Linked DNA regions of Homo sapiens: region 1 is linked to region 2. A link is an interaction called in ENCODE POLR2A ChIA-PET data of the cell type or tissue named here. Cell type or tissue: OCI-LY7. All regions are shown on one strand. Links, peaks and the distances in the headings refer to the core of each region. The heading gives the core; the rest is flanking DNA.

Evidence for each region. Peaks named below come from ENCODE experiments on the same cell type or tissue, not always from the same donor. Only the 100,000 strongest peaks of a DNase experiment are listed, where the experiment ranks them.
Region 1: POLR2A ChIA-PET joins it to region 2 with 6 read pairs; 4 of 35 experiments call an interaction of 5 or more read pairs at or near these places.

The regions. Positions count from the first base shown.
Region 1 is chr14:91,338,620-91,346,961 of GRCh38, reverse strand. CCDC88C (coiled-coil domain containing 88C) reads left to right here. Exons shown (of 30, transcript NM_001080414.4): 5 at 3,305-3,363; 6 at 4,499-4,582; 7 at 6,938-7,078; 8 at 7,500-7,684. Among named protein-coding and RNA genes, the nearest start is that of CCDC88C, 75 kb to the left of the region's middle. In OCI-LY7, for the core only: no CTCF peak of the experiment used is centred there; DNase peaks (open chromatin) are centred at 681 and 1,161; H3K4me3 peaks cover 1,042 bases; H3K27ac peaks cover 2,529 bases.
Region 2 is chr14:91,498,380-91,506,635 of GRCh38, reverse strand. All of the region lies in intron 1 of PPP4R3A (protein phosphatase 4 regulatory subunit 3A), which reads left to right. Among named protein-coding and RNA genes, the nearest start is that of PPP4R3A, 7.8 kb to the left of the region's middle. In OCI-LY7, for the core only: no CTCF peak of the experiment used is centred there; no DNase peak of the experiment used is centred there; H3K4me3 peaks cover 829 bases; H3K27ac peaks cover 548 bases.

The sequences.
Region 1 (8,342 bases), core at 343-8,342, 160 kb after region 2:
GAAAGACTGATTGGAGGCTTTGTTAACACTCATGTGGGCATTCCCTTTTCTCTCTCTTTTTTTGAGACAGAGTCTTCCTTTGTCGCCAAGGCTGGAGTGCAGTGGAGCAATTTCAGCTCACTGCAACCTCCGCCTCCTGGGTTCAAGTGATTCTCCTGCCTCAACCTCCCAAGCAGCTGGGATTACAGACGCGTGCCACCACGCCCAGCTAATTTTTGTACCTTTGGTAGAGTCGAGGTTTCACCATGTTGGCCAGGCTGGTTTCGAACTCCTGACCTCACCTCCCACCTTGGCCTCCCAAAGTGCTAGGATTACAGGCATGAGCCACTGTGCCCAGCCCCTTTTCTCTTTATCGAAACTAAAATTAAGTGGCTGATGAATAGCTCCACGTTAATAGGGAAGTGAGTCACTGTGGTGATATTTATTCTATGGATTAGAGTATCTTGGGCCAAATAAAAGATCTCAAGTAAAAAAAAAAAATCCTAAGATTTTGAGAATTTTTCCATTTCAAATATTGATGAATTTCTACACTTACTAGCAGGAGAAGGATTTAACCTTAGAAGATTGCTTTGCAACGCTGAGCCTTATTCTCAGGTGTGTCCTCCAGAGCAGGAAAGTGGCCTTAGACCCTGTGGTCCAACCCACCAGTCTCTCCCTGCCCTGCCTTCAGGCTGGGGGGCGGGGTGTGTTTCTGGTTCAGTGAACCCCCAGTTCCCAGTTCTGAGGCTTGACAATGATGTCATTATCTCAAGGAAAGCCAATTTTAGCTATTTCTCAGTTGAGGGGTCTTAGGAGGAGGTCGCATATTCATTCACTACTTATACCCAGGGATCTGAAATGAACCGCAGCATTGGTTCTCAGGACGGCGGTTTGGTTTTTTCATCCCGGCAGTCTTTGACACTTTGGGACACTGTAGCCCAGTGTGTGAGTTGGTTAAGTCTTTTAAGAGAAGAAAGCTATTTCTGGCATGTCCTTTCTTCCTCAATACAATAGGATATAACGAAAAAGAACACATAGATTTTTTTTTTTTTGAACCTGAAAGGGAACCCTGCACATTACCCAGGCCATTTTATAGATGTGGAAACTGAGGCTTGGAGACAGAGTATGGCTTGTCTGGGACACACAGTTCCTGGGTGACCAAGCCCATCGTCTAGGCGCAGGTGTTCTGCTGCTGTTTAAGTGTTTGAGATAGATAAACAGGTGAAGATGCATTCAGCCCCAAGCACAATCAAAGAGACACAGCTCAGAATGACGAAACAGGATTTTTGGCCTGATTGACAAAGTTGGGAAAGTGGTGAGGTAAATGTTGATCAAGGGTAGGAAAATGGGAATCACCACACATTTCCCAGGGTGAAATGGCAGAGCCTGTCTGCAGGGCAGTTTGTCAATATGAAAAGCTTAAAAAGGGAATGCATAAAGAATTAGCTACCATGATATTCTTTATAACATTGTTTAGATTGAAATATTTTAAGGCCGGGCACGGCTGCTCACGTCTGTAATCCCAGCACTTTGGGAGGCCGAGGCGAGCAGATCACGAGGTCAGGAGTTCAAGACCAGCCAGGCCAACATGGTGAAACCCCCGTCTCTACTAAAAATTCAAAAATAGCAGAGCGTGGTGGCGAGCGCCTGTAATCCCAGCTCCTTGGGAGGCTGAGGCAGGAGAATCGCTTGAACCCAGGAGACAGAGGTGGAAGTGAGCCAAAATTGTGCCACTGCACTCCAGCCTGGGTGACAGAGTGAGACTCTGTCTCAAAAAAAAAAAAAAAAAAAATATATATATATATATATATATATAAATTGAACCTCTGGAAGGGGTATTGGTTAAATAAGTTACTGGCCTTGATTTACAAAGTAAGTATGCAACCATCAAAAAGGTGCAGTGGCTCACACGTGTGATCCCAACACTTTGGAAGGCTGAGGCAGGAGGATCGCTTGAGCCCAGGAGTTCAAGACCAACCTGGGCAATATTATGAGACCCTGTCTACAAAAAATACAAAAGTTAGCCAGGTGTGGTGATGCGCACCTGTAGTCTAGCTACTCGGGAGGCTGAGGTGGAAGGATCACTTGAACCCAGGAGGTGGAAGCTGCAGCGAGCTATGATTGCACCACTATACCCCAACCTGGGCAATAGAGTGGGAACCTGTATCAGAAAAAAAAAAAAGGGGCCGGGCGCGGTGGCTCAAGCCTGTAATCCCAGCACTTTGGGAGGCTGAGGTGGGCGGATCACGAGGTCAGGAGATTGAGACCACGGTGAAACCCCATCTCTACTAAAAATACAAAAAATTAGCTGGGCGCGGTGGTGGCCGCCTGTAGTCCCAGCTACTCGGGAGGCTGAGGCAGGAGAATGGCATGAACCCAGGAGGCAGAGCTTGCAGTGAGCCGAGATTGCACCACTGCACTCAAGCCTGGGCGACAGAGCGAGACTCCATCTCAAAAAAAAAAAAAAGGATGGCTTTATGTTATCTTATAGAATTTACTTTAGAATACTCCAGCCAAACAAACTTAAAAGGGGGAAGGAGGAGGCAGGTAGAGTGAGAGGTGCAGAATGTTGATAATGTGAGGCTGAGTGTATTGTGGAGGTTCATTATACTGTCCTCCCGTGTCTGTTTGGAATTTTGCATAATAAAAAGGGGAAGGTTGTATACAGCCTTATTTTAGCGTTGACTCAGTATTTCCTGTGGGAGTTGTTCTCTCCCATTGTGTACTTTGCTTACGCGCTAAAAAGGGATGCTGATGTTATGGTTTGTTAATTATCATGGGGAGATACTTACGACATATTTGAATGGAAGGGGCTTCAAATAGTTATGTACAGAATTCTCATTTGGTTTAAAAAGTAAATAAGGCTGGGTATGGTGGCTCACACCTGTAATTCCTGCAACCTGGGAGGCTGAGGTGGGCGGATCACTTGAGTCCAGGAGTTTGAGACCAGCCTAGGCAACATGGCAAAAACCCATCTCTTCAACAAATACAAAAATTAGCTGGGCATGGTGGTATGTGTCTGTAGTCCCAGCTACTAGGGAGGCTGAGGTGAGAGGATCGCTTGAGCCTTGGGAGGTCAAGGCTGCAATGAGCTGTGGGCCTGCCACTGCACTCCAGCCTGGGTGACAGAGTGAGACCCTGTCTCAAAATAAAATAAAAAGTAAATAAAGCCACACATGGAAGATCGATGGAGTGTGTATACCTAAGTGAATGTCACAGAGTAGAGAGATGATTTTTTTTTATCTGTTTTTTCCCTACGGTAAACATGTCACTGAAATTATATCAGCAGTTGAGCTGAGTTAAATGTGTTGCTCTCTTGATCTAGGGAAGAGCATGGAGGAAATCAAGAAGGTGCTGCTGCTGGTGCTGGGCTGTGCTGTCCAGGTAGGGATTGGGCAGGGCTGCAGCAGAGGGACCTACCCCAGCCATCTCATATTGGGTTTGCGGGACTTGACCGAGCCCTTAGCTTAGGTGGGAGGATGCTCCTTTCAGTCCAATATGACAGAAGGCCGCTGGGTTCCTGGAAGAGAGTGGCCATTGTTTTACGTGGCAGCTGTTTCTAGTACCAGGGCACCTTGGGCAGGAGGCGAGATGGGGATCCCTCAGGCCAGGGTACCATTAGCAAATCGTCCCCAGCGTAGGAATCACTAGAACAAGGATCTGCAAACTACAGCTTGTGGGCCAGATCTGACTTGCTGCCTGTATTTGTAAATAAAGTTTTATTGGGCCGAGTGCAGTGGCTCATGCCTGTAATCTCAGCACTTTGGGAGGCTGAGGTGGGGGAGGATCGCTTGAGGTCGGGAGTTCAAGACCAGCCTTGGCAACATAGTGAGACCTCATCTTTACAAAAAATAGAAAACATTAGCTGGGTGTGGTGGCGCATGCCTGTAGTCCCGGCTACTCGGGAGGCTGAGGCGAGAGGATCACTTGAGTGCAGGAGTTTGAGGCTGCAGTGAGCCATGATCATGCCACTGCACTCCAGCCTGGGTGACAGCGAGACCCTCTCTCAAATAAAGTTTTATTGGAACACAGCCTCATGCCCACCTTTACATATTGTCTGTGGCTGGTTTGCCACTACAGCGACAGAGCTGAGTAGTTGTGACAGAGGCCAAATGGCCCACAGAGTCTAAAATATTTACCATCTGGCTTTTTACACATGAAGTTTGCCCCACCCTGGCCTAAACCAGGTGTCCCCCGTCTTTCTGTACTTAAGAATCACCGGGAGAGCTTGTTTAAAATGAAGCGTTCTGTGTTCCACCCTGGTCTTTTCAATCTGGGTGGGGGCTTACGGATGGGAGTTTTAAGAACAAGCTCCCCAGGTGATTCTGATGTAAGTGGTCCTGGCAACCACTAGAGACACATCAGTGTAAGGCTGGTAGGAGGACAAGAGCGTTCTTAGTTATGAAGGAGAAGCCCGGGGTGGGTGGTTCCTTTTGAAACTGTCATTCTGTGGCTGTGGTGGACTCAGCTTCACCCTCACTTGAACAGCGCTTCCATTAACACATGTAACCCTCCGCAGTGTGAGAGGAAAGAGGAGTTCATTGAAAGAATCAAACAGCTGGACATTGAGACCCAGGCTGGCATCGTGGCCCATATCCAGGAGGTAGGTGCGTGGCCTCGTGGTGGGCTCAGCTGTGGACTGCTGCTCCTGTGGTGGCCGGGAGGCAAAACTTCTCTATGAGTGGAAACGTTTGAAGAATACATCACCCATTACGATTTTGCTAATCTTAGGTTTCAGACACCACAGACACATTGATTCTATTTGGAAAGATAGCCATCAATCAGCCAGCTAAAATAAAATGAGGGTAAAAATAAAAATTAAAAAAAAAAAACACCTCAATCAAGTCATCTTTTGTCTCCTTCTTTTTGCCTTATATGGACTCAGACTATTTTTAAGAGCTGTCAACTGGTTGAGGCCCAGAGTTTGATTTACAGGCCCTGAAAATGTATTCTGGCAAATGTCACCCTGCTTTGAACAGTTGATCTTTATAGAATAGAGAGATTCTCTGCTTCTGTCAGTGACATGGCAGAGACAAGCTGACACCACTTGGGAATCAAAACCAGCGAGTCCCAGAAAGACCGCCTTGGGAGACTTGGCCCAGCCCCAACTCAGGCCCCCCAGCGAGGGGCCGGGAGGGCTCTGCACTGAGCGTCAGCGGAGTGGAGGAGGAGGAGCCCCTGGCCTTTGAGGCCTGACCTTCCCGGCCCTTTGCCATTGATGTTGGCAAAGGTGGTATCAGCTAAGGAGGCCGCCCACCCTAGGGGGCGGTATCCAGGTGGAAATTTACTTTCCTGACCTCCACTTCCACACTCCTTCCAAAATAAGCATTGTGTGCTTTAATTACCTTAGGGGATTTGGGTTCAGCAGTCAGTGTCATTGGACAGATGAGATAAATACATGAAGATTTGCATGCACAGGAGCTGGTGTGTGATTGGCAGAGGCAGCTGAGCACAGGACTCCCTGGGTTGATATTGGGGAGAAGCTGTAGCTGGGCCTACCAGCTTCCACAGCTGGCTGGGGCCATTGGGCCTGGGCTTCAGAATTCCCTGGGTGCTTTTTTAAAATTTGGGTGCTGGGCCCCATGAGAGACCCACTGAGTCAGACTCAGGGGGAGGAGGGGGCATAAGCATTTCAATAAAAGCTCAGCAAGTGGCTGTGGTGCAGCCAGGCTGAGCCCCTGAAGCCCAGCCACACCACCCTTTACAGAGGCCCCGAGATGTCCAAGGAGTTTCCCCAGCATTGGGTCTGGACCAGGCCTAGAACCGGCCTCTCAATCCTGTGCCCTTAGGGTGCTCTGAATCATGGGATAAGATTTCTCCTAATTCTCAGATCACCTGTATCCAAACTCGGCCTTTTAAGGTGGGGAGAGGTAAGAAGGTGGTGTCTCTTCAAATTTTGAGAAATTGAAGGGCCTTTGTTGACAGGGTTCTGTCTGCTTTTTATTTTATGGGTTTGTCTTTTTTTAGAGACAGGGTCTCTTTTTTTTAGAGACAGCCTGTCACCCAGGCTGGAGTACAAGTGGTGTGATCATAGCTCACTGCAACCTCAAACTCCTGGCCTCAAGTGGTCCTCCTGCCCCAGCCTCCCAAGTAGCTGGGACCACAGGTGCATGCCACCTCGCCCGGCTAATTTTTAAATTTTTTGTAGAGATGGGGTCTTACTAGGTTGCTCAAGCTGAGTTTTTTTGTTTTCTCTATCTCTGTTGATTGAATAAAGACTTCTTTGGGTGTGTTTCAGAGTAGATACCCCTGATTTCATTGTTTTTGTTTTCCTCTTTTGAGGCCTGAGCACTATGGTATCTTTCTTCCAAAATTGAGAGGAGAAGAGCTCGAAATGGATCCTGTCTCCTGTGGCAGATCCGGGGGTGTGCGTCGAGAGGCTGTTTCACGTAGACAGAGCTGTGTATCTCCGTTCCCTGGCCAGTGAAAGGGGCACAAAGAGGCTGTCTTCTGTGGCCCGTGGGAATGAGATGCACCCTTCCCTGAAAACTGTTTATGAATAGATCCAGAAAACAACCCAAGATTGCTTTGTACACAACATTCTGACATAAGATTAATATTTTTGCTGTTTGCATAGATTTTAAGAAGTAACATACAGTCCCTTTCCTCACCCTCTCACCCTGAAGCTTTCCTTCTTTGTGTTCTACATTGATGTAGCTCCAATGAAGATATCTTATCCCAGGACCCTATAGGGAAATAATTGTGAGGCGTGCTTTCTGGTCCCCTTTGAAAATCAGCATCCTCTCTGACCCAGTTCTGAAAGCAGAAGTGGTTCGTATGAACAGGGCTCTGCTGAAGGGTTTGGCCACACTTGCGTAGGGCACCCTTTTGCTGGCCACCGTAAATTTGTCACTGAGGGATTAGTAAGGTTGATTGGAAGGGGATGCTGTTTGCAGTGTGAGGGAAGTGGGCGCCCGTCTCTGCCGCCCCTGCAGTGCCCTGCCATGTGTGCCCACAGGTGACTCACAACCAAGAGAACGTGTTTGACCTGCAGTGGCTGGAGCTGCCCGACGTGGCTCCGGAGGAGCTGGAGGCCCTGTCGAGGAGCATGGTGCTCCACCTGCGGAGGCTCATCGACCAGCGGGACGAGTGCACCGAGGTGCGTCCGCGGGTCGGTGGCCCGGTCAGCCTGGGAAGGGGCTTAGGCCCCTTCATCTCCTCTCCCTTCATCTTCAGCCTAGACGCCTCGGTCCTGCTGCTGAGGTTCTGGTGGGGGTGGGACGTGCGTGCTTTCCCTGGTTACGGCCCCTGCAGTGCATGGTCACCTCGGGCCTGTGGGAGGATACAGGGAATCAGGACGCGGAGCTTGGGGCCCTCCTCCTTCGTACACTCCCTTTTGTTTCACTAAATATTTCACCTCTTTTCAAAACCCATGCCAGCCTTTTCCCACCTTCCTCCTCGTTTCTTAGTCTCCGCTGAAATATCTGTCTTTTGGCGGTTTCTTCACCCTGTTCAAGCTCAGGCGTTGTGCTGGTTAACCCCGTTTGTTCTCCTCCATCCCCCTCTCTGCCCGGCTGCAGCTGATCGTGGACCTCACTCAGGAACGGGACTACCTGCAGGCACAGCATCCACCCAGCCCCATCAAGTCCTCCAGCGCCGACTCCACTCCCAGCCCCACCAGCAGCCTCTCTAGCGAAGACAAGCAGCACCTGGCCGTAGAGCTGGCCGACACCAAGGCCAGGCTGCGGCGCGTCAGGCAGGAGCTGTGAGTCCCCGGCTGCTTCTCCTACCTTTGTGTGTGTTGCAGACATGTTTCTGGTGTGGTGTCGACTCACATGTGTGGTGCTGCCAATGGCACAGCTCTGACGTGTGCCCCGGAGTCAGCTGGGGTCTGCCCTGAGCTTACTCTTTGACCTCGGACTAGCTGCCTCCCCTTCTGAGGCCTGCACAGGGATGGGGGCGGGGATTCTTCCCGGTCTTCAGGGTTTCCTCCCGTCCAGACGGTGCAAGTTGTCCACAGAAGCAGCCTCCAGTCCACGCTCAGCTCCAGCTTGGGGCCGGGACGACCACACCTGATGTGTTTTCTTGGCTGGAGGGATGAGGTGCCCCTCCTTCCCTCCAATCTGGTGAGCCTGTTCTCCCAGGTTTCCTGCAGCTGATGGATGTCACCTGTGGAGCCTGGCTGTGGGGTGGTACAGCTGCCGCTGGGGTCTCCTTACCTGCCCCACACACAGGGAGGGAGACCTGAGTGGCGGATGGACATAGTTTAAGGGCCGGTGTTGCAAACTTATGAAAAGAAAAGAATTTTGAGTCAGTAACATTTTTGCAGGCCCCATAAGCAGATCGCCTCCCCACCGCCCAAATCCCGAGTCCTTTCCTTTTCCCACAGGTTTTAGGAAGTGGCAGCCTGCTCCCAGGGCTGC
Region 2 (8,256 bases), core at 257-8,256:
GAGGCTGCAGTGAGCTGTGATCATGCCACTGCACTGGGTGACAGAGGGAGACCCTGTCACACACAAACACACATACACACACACCATGGACTTAGAAAAAATTCCAGGATACTTGTGAAATACTGTCAGTAATCTTTAGTCGATGATTAACATTTCTTGTCACATCTAAATAGGGATAATAAGTCAAAATTTACTGACTACCTACTATGTGCCAAACTCTTTTAGCAGTTTACTTATATTGACTTACGTAATTCTTACAACAGTGTCTGATTTAGTGCTATTAACCATATTAAACTCCCATGTTACTGTCTACTTGCATTTGCTGCTTTATTAGCCTGAAGGTTTATTTCAAAGAAAATGAAAATTACTTTTAGCCTAAAGATATTTTCGGCCGGGCACAATGGCTCATGCCTGTAATCCCATCACTTAGGGAGGCCAAGGCGGGCAGATCACAAGGTCAGGAGATCGAGACCATCCTGGCTAATATGGTGAAACCCTGTCTCTACTAAAAACATACAAAAATGTAGCCAGGTGTGGTGGCGGGCGCCTGTAGTCCCAGCTGCTCAGGAGGCTGAGGCAGGAGAATGGTGTGAACACAGGAGGCGGAGCTTGCAGTGAGCCAAGATCAGCACCACTGCACTCCAGTCTGGGTGACAAAGCGAGACTCCGTCTCAAAAAAAAAAAAAATTTCAATTATAGTTTATCTACAAGCTTTACATGGATGTTTTTGTGTTGACTGCCAGTTGGGGTCAGCCATTATTGTGTGCTTGCTCCATTCTCCATCATAGGATAATTGATATTTTCTTTTTGTTGTCATGAGCAAAATGGAAAGTATTTCTGATTTTCCATAAATTGAGTCATTTGTCCAATAGAAACTTAAAATTATTGCGCTTTTCCATACTTGGGCTAGACCTAGTCATTATTGTGTTGAAGTTTTTCTTTTCTAAATTACTTGTAGCTTTTCCCCAAAAAAACTTTTGATTTTCAGATTATTTCTTTAGAACAAAATAAATATTTGATTCTTAACACTTTTCAAGTATTTATTGTCTGTAAAATTAAGTTTTTGTGATGTGTTAATCATCCACCTTAGAAATAGGCTATCAGCTAATTTGGTGGTCAGTGCTAGAGATAGTGTGATAGGGGCTTTTGCATACCTGTGAAATAAATGGTGTGTGTTTTTTTTTTTTTTTTAGGCAGAATCTCTGTCATCCTGGCTGGAGTGCAGTAGCATCATCTTGGCTCACTGCAACCTCCACCTTCCAGGTTCAAGGGATTCTCATGCTTCAAGCCTCAAGCCTGGGATTACAGGCGTCTGCCATCATGCATGGCTAATTTTTGTGTTTTTAGTAGGGACACGGTTTCACCATGTTGGCCAGGCTGGTCTTGAACTGCTGACATCAGGTGATCCGCCCTCCTCAGCCTCCCAAAGTGCTGGGATTACAGGCGTGAGCCACCACACCCGGCCGCGTTTCTTTTTTTTAATAAGTTCTCTCAGAAAGGATGACAACATGTCCAAAGTCATTCATCTATTAAGATGGTATGAGTTGGGATTCAAATTCAGGCAATTCATTTTAAACTGTACACACTACTTAGTAATGACAAAGCGTTTGGGAATTTTATAATGTATATAGTGTTAGCATGGGTATAGAAAGGCTGGGTAGTTTTAAAATTCTCTCATTATTGGGTCTATATTTGTGGACGGGGAAGCTATAATAATGCTATCTCAACTGTAGGCTCAGTTCTTGTTAGGGGAGCTTATATGCTCGTCTAAAAATCACAGAAGAGAATTTCTAAATGGAAGTACTTGTGGCCTTCATGTTACAGAGCAGATCTGTCATGGTAAGTACTGTATGCCTTCCCTTCCAAAACCGAGTAACTTGGCACTCAACCTACCTTGCTTTAGAGGAAAAGGGATGTCCCACTAAGCTTCTGGGCCCATTTCTTGGATTGCATCTTTATCCAGTAGGTTTCTGCTGGCAAAATAGGTTGTAAGAACACGTCCCTTTTGTTTTTTGTTTTCTTTTTTTTTTTTTGAGTCAGTGTTTCGCTCTTGTCACTTAGGCCGGAGTGCAATGGCACAATCTCGGCTCACTGCAACCTCCGCTTCCCGGGTTCAAGCGATTCTCCCGCCTCAGCCTTACGAGTAGCTGACATTACAGGTGCCTGCCACCACGCCTGGTGAATTTCTGTGTTTTTAGTAGAGACGAGGTTTCACCATGTTGGCCAGGCCGATCTCGAACTCCTGACCTCAGGTGAGCCACCGCACCCTGCTCTTTTTCTTTTCTTTTCTTTTCTTTTTTTTTTTTTTTTAATTTTTAAGAGCTCTGTTGCCCATGCTGTAGTGCAGTGGCAGGATCATAGCTCACTGTAACCTCAAACTTCTGGGCTCAGTTGATCTTCCCACCTAGCTGGGATTACAGGTGCACACCACTGTGCCTGGGTAATTAAAAAAAAATTTTTTTTTTCTTTTTTTTAAGAGATGGAAGGGGGTGGGTCTTACTTTGTCGCCCAGGCTGGTCTCGAACTCCTGGGCTCAGGCATGAGCCACCATGCCTGGTCCAATTTTTGAATTTTTTCAAAGGTTCTCACTGTATTGCCCAGAATGGTCTCGATCTCCAGATGTGAAGTGATCTTTCCCACTTGGCCGCCTAAAGTGCTGGGATTACACCGCACCTGGCCCATGCTTTTCTTTAAGGAAGATAGATTACCTTATTTCTCTCAGTTTTTATGATAGCCGTATACCTGCAAAGTTCCATCTTCCATTTCAGATTATTTTGTTTTTATTTTTAATTCTTTCAGTGTATGCTGTGTCTGTTAACTTGAAGTAAGGATAATAATTTCATACCTTGCTTATGCTCTCCCTTTGTGGTGAAATCATTATACTACTTTTCTTTCTTTTGTTTTTTCTTCAACTTTTATTTTAAATTCCCGGGTACGTGTGCAGGTTTGTTACATAGGTAAATGTGTGCCATGGTGGTTTGCTGCACAGATCAACCCATCACCTAGGTATTAAGCCCAGCATCCATTAGCTATTCTTCCTGATACTCTCTCTCCCTCTGCCCCTTTGTACTACTTTTCACCATTATGATTTTTACCATATCCACCTGCCAGTTTTACAGTTGATAAATGCAAGGCTGGGGAACAAAGTGAGACCCCCCATCTCTACAAAATAAAAATTTCTAAATTAGCCATGTGTGGTGTTAAACACCTGTAGTCCCGGCTGCTTGGGGCTGAGGCAGGAGGATTGCTTGAGCCCAGAGGTCGAGGCTACAGTGAGCTGTGACTGAGCCACTACTCCAGCCTGGCTGATGAAGCAAGACCCTGTCTCAGAAAAAAAAAAAATGTAGCTCGGGCACAGTGGCCCACATCTGTAATCCTAGCACTTTGGGAAGCCAAGGTGGGGGAGGATTGCTCAAGGCCAGAAGTTCGATACCTGCCTGGGCAACATAGCAAGACCCTGTCTCCACAAAAAGTTTAGAAAATTAGCTGGGCATGTGGCACATACTTGTAGTCTTAGCTACTCAGGAGGCTGAAGCCAGAGAATTGCTTGAGCCCAGGAGTTTGAGGCTGCCATGAACTTTGGTCATGCTACTGCACTCCAGCCTGGGTGACAGAATGAGACCCTATTTCTAAAAACAAAAAATTTAAAAAAGAAAGAAATGTAAGGGAGTTGGAATTCCTCCACACACTGAAGAGTGTCTTTGGCCATAATCATATTTGTGCTCCTTATTACGAAGTACTTGCCAAGGCATCCAGAATAGTGTGCTTACATTGAGTTTTTACCTTGAATTTTATAAAGTATTCTTTACATTTCAAAATAGTTTTATCTGTTCTCTGACTCATATCTTAGAGTTAAACAGGTTAAATTCTCACTGTTACTTGAGGCATGAAGAAAATGAGACATGGAGAAATGTTTTTGTTCAAGGCAGCACTGCTAGCGAATGGTAAAACTGGGATTCTGTGCTGTTTCTGCCTCTTGATAGAACTCCATGTTCATTGTAGGTGGGTCTGCCTCTATCCCTACTGTGATTAGAAAAGGAGGTCAGAACACTTAGGGTGGAAAAGCTTTTGGGGGTAAGAGCTGTGAGAGAAATGAACAGATCAGTCAGTAGTATAGAATCTTGTATATGCCAAGCATTCTGTATATTTATCAAGAAGAGCTCAGTGTCGGTACAAGGGGAAGTATTTCACTTTGAAAAGTTTGTTTATTTAGAGACAAGGTCTTGCTGTCACCCAGGCTGGAGTGCAGTGCCACGATCATAGCTCACTGCAGCCTCAAACTCTTAGGCTCAAGTAATCCTCCTACCTTAGCCTCCCAAGTAGCTGGGACTGTAGACACATGCCACCAGGCCCAGCTGATTTATTTTTAAATTTTTTCAGGGGAGGTGGGATCTTACTGTGTTGCCCAGACTAGTCTTGAATTTCCTGCCTCAAGCAATGCTCCTACCTCACCCTCCTGAGTAGCCAGGATTATAGCTGTGAGCTACCACACCTGGCCCATTTTAGTTTTTAAATGCCACTATGTAATGAGGCATTTAAATTTTTTTCCGAAAAGTCAGGAAAGAAGGACTTGGAGCACATACCTGTTACGGGTTTAAAGCATACTTTAGTCTTGGCCGGGTGCGGTGGCTCACGCCTGTAGTCCCAGCACTTTGGGAGGCCGAGATGGGCAGATCACGAGGTCAAGAGATCGAGACCATCCTGGCTAACATGGTGAAACCCCATCTCTACTAAAAATACCAAAAAAAAAAAAAAAAAAAAAAATTAGCCGGGCTTGGTGGCGGGAGCATGTAGTCCTAGCTACTCAGGAGGCTGAGGCAGGAGAATGGCGTGAACCTGGGAGGCGGAGCTTGCAGTGAGCCAAGATCGCGCCACTGCACTTCAGCCTGGGTGACAGAGCGAGATTCCGTCTCAAAAAAAAAAAAAAGCACACTTTAGTCTCCCACCTACATGAGATTTTGGGCCCCATTGACTTTTCTTTTTTTGAGGCGGGATCTCACTCTTTTGTCCAGGCTGGAGTGCAGTGATCAGGGCTTACTGCAGCCTTGACCACCAGACTCAGGTAATCCTCTCACCTCAGTGTCCCAAGTAGCTGGGACCACAGGTGTACACCACCATACCTGGCTAGTTTTTTCTGTTATTTTTGTAGAGATGGGGTCACCTTATGTTGCCCAGGCTGGCATTAACTCATTTTTGATGGTGCATTCTCTCTACTAATGAAGCATAGTACATAAGTCCCTGCCTTAAGCCTTGAATATTGATAAGGACAATATACTCTAGAAGCTGATGGGTTGAGCTGCTTGCTTAGGAGTGACAAGGGTGTAGCTCTTCTTTCTGAAATCCTTCAGTATTTATCCAAATCAGGGCTGTGGTGAAGACCAAAGTTACTTAAACCCAAACCCAAACACTCCCATATTACTTCCCTGCTACCTGAGTCTAGTTGGTTGATAGTGAAGATAAAACCATAAAAATTACAGGAATTCTCTATACTATCTCGTTTCTTCAGTGAGAGGAAGTTAAATCTTCTAAACAAGTGAATTTTCCAGATGAATAAAAGCTGTGTACCAGAAGGTGTTTTTTGGGTTTTTTTGTTTTTAAATTTTAGAGACAGGGTCTTGGTCTTTCACCCAGGCTGGAGCGCAGTGGTGTGATCATAGCTCATTGCAGCATCAACATTCTGGGTTCAAGCAGTCGTCCTGCCTCAGCTTCCCAAGTAGCTGGTACTACAGGCACATACCACCATGTCCAGCTAATTTTTGCATTTTTTGTAGAGACAGGGTTTGCCATGTTGCCCGGGCTGGTCTTGAGCTGGTCTCCAATTCTTGGCCTCCAGTGATCCACCCACCTCAGCTTTCCAAAGTGCTGGGATTACAGTAATGAGCCACCATGCCTGGCCTACCATAAGTTTTAAAAGTCAGTAATTTTTTTATGGAATGTTGACTAAATGTGTACTGGAATGTTTTTCCTAAACAGTAAATGAATATATTGGTTAACCTCTTATTCGTAATGTGTTTATGGGTCATTATTAATGCTTGGTGTTTATGGGTCATTATTAATACTCGTTTTCCTGCTATACAACAGTACAGTGTTACCAGTGAAATGACTGTATGATGATGCCCTAAAAAAACAAGTATTGAGGCCAGGCGCGGTGGCTCAGCTTGTAATCCCAAGCACTTTGGGAAGCCAAGGCAGGCAGATCATGAGGTCAGGAGATCTAGAACATCTTGGCCAATATGGTGAAACCCCGTCTCTATTAAAAATACAAAAATTAGCTGGGCGTGGTGGTGTGCGCCTGTAGTCCCAGCCACTCTGGAGGCTGAGTCAGGAGAATCACTTGAACCCGGGAGGTGGAGGTTGCAGTGAGCCGAGATCGTGCCACCGCACTCCAGCCTGACAAGAGTGAAATCCGTCTCAAAAAAAAGTATTGAGTGCTGGTTATGTACTACATATTGGGACAGGCACTTGAATAAAAAATTTCAGTTAATGCTAATGGCAACCCTGTGAGGTAGGTATTATTTTTTTCTTAACTATAAATCTTGTTGTATTAACTTGCACCTGGCAAGAAATCTATAATTTTTATGCAAAACCTTTCCTTTTAAAAATATTTGCTGAGTTCTCTGTAATGTAGACTTTGTTAGAAGGATACCTCACTCTGTACTACCAGCCATCTTTATCTCCAATCCCCAGAGGTGTAGTGTTGTGTTGTGTTTTGGTGGGGGTTGGTAGCACCCTACAAGAAAGGGCCTCACATTTCATTTTATAGGAAGAACCAAGATATGAAGCAGGGAGGGAACTTTTTTTTTTTTTTTTTTTTTGAGGTGGAGTCTCGCTCTGTCACCCAGGTTGGAGTGCAGTGGTGCGATCTCGGCTCACTGCAACCTCTGCCTCCCGGGTTCAAGCGATTCTCCTGCCTCAGCTTCCCGAGTAGCTGGATTTACAGGCACGCACCACCATGCCCAGCTAATTTTTGTATTTTTAGTAGAGATGAGATTTCACCATGTTGGCCAGGCTGGTCTTGAACTCCTGACCTTGTGATCCGCCCGCCTTGGCCTTTCTTATATTTTTTCTTGCTATTGGAATGTGACAGTTTCTACCTGCAGTTGTCTTGGTGATGTTCTGAGTCGCATTTCTCCTTTTGACATTGTTTTCCCATTTCCTAATTGTAAACACCTCTATTATCAGTATATTTGGGACATCAATTAATGTCAGGATACACAGATCTCATTTAAAAGTAGTGTAGTATTCCACTGTACTTATTCACACAGTAGCTTGTTGGTGGCACAGTGTAGCATTCCTCGAACTTTTTTTCTCAGGATACCTTTAGACTTTTTTTTGTTTTGTTTTCATTTTTATATTTTATTTTGTTTTTTTCACACAGGGTCTCGCTCTGTCGCCCAGGCTGGAGTGCAGTGGTGTGATCAGAGCTCACTGCAGCCTCAACCTCCTGGCCTCAAGCAATCCTCCTACCCCAGCCTCCCAAGCGGCTGGAACTATGGGCCTGTACCACCATGCCTGGCAAATTTTTATTTTTTGTAGAGATAGAGGTCTCAGCTGGGCGTGGTGGCTCACATCTGTAATCCCAGCACTTTGGGAGGCCAGGGCGGGGGCAGATCATGAGATCAAGAGATCAAGACCATCCTGGCCAACATGGTGAAACCCTGTCTCTACTAAAAATAAAAATAAAAAAATTAGCCAGGCTTCTTTTTTTTTTTTTTTTTGAGTTGGAGTCTCACTCTGTCGCCCAGGCTGGATGGAGTGCAGTGGTGCCATCTCGGCTCACTGCAAGCTCCGCCTCCCGGGTTCATGCAATTCTCCTGCCTCAGCCTCCCGAGTGGCTGGGACTACAGGCGCCCACCACCACGCCTGGCTAATTTTTTGTATTTTTAGTAGAGACGGGGTTTCACCGTGTTAGCCAGGATGGTCTCGATCTCCTGACCTCGTGATCCACCTGCCTCTGCCTCCCAAAGTGCTGGGATTACAAGCGTGAGCCACTGCGCCCAGCCAAAAAAATTAGCCAGGCTTAAGTGATCCTCCCATAGCAGACTCCCAAGTACCTGGGGTCATTGGCGCGTGCCACCACGCCCAGCTAGATACCTTTATACTCTTAAATTGAGGATTCCCCAGATGTTTATTTGGATTGTATTTATCAATATTTACCATATTAGAAATTAAAACAGACTTTAGGAAAAAAATCACTTAAAAATAATGTTCTAACTTAGCATGTTAACAAAATATCATTAAGAAAAAATAACTTTT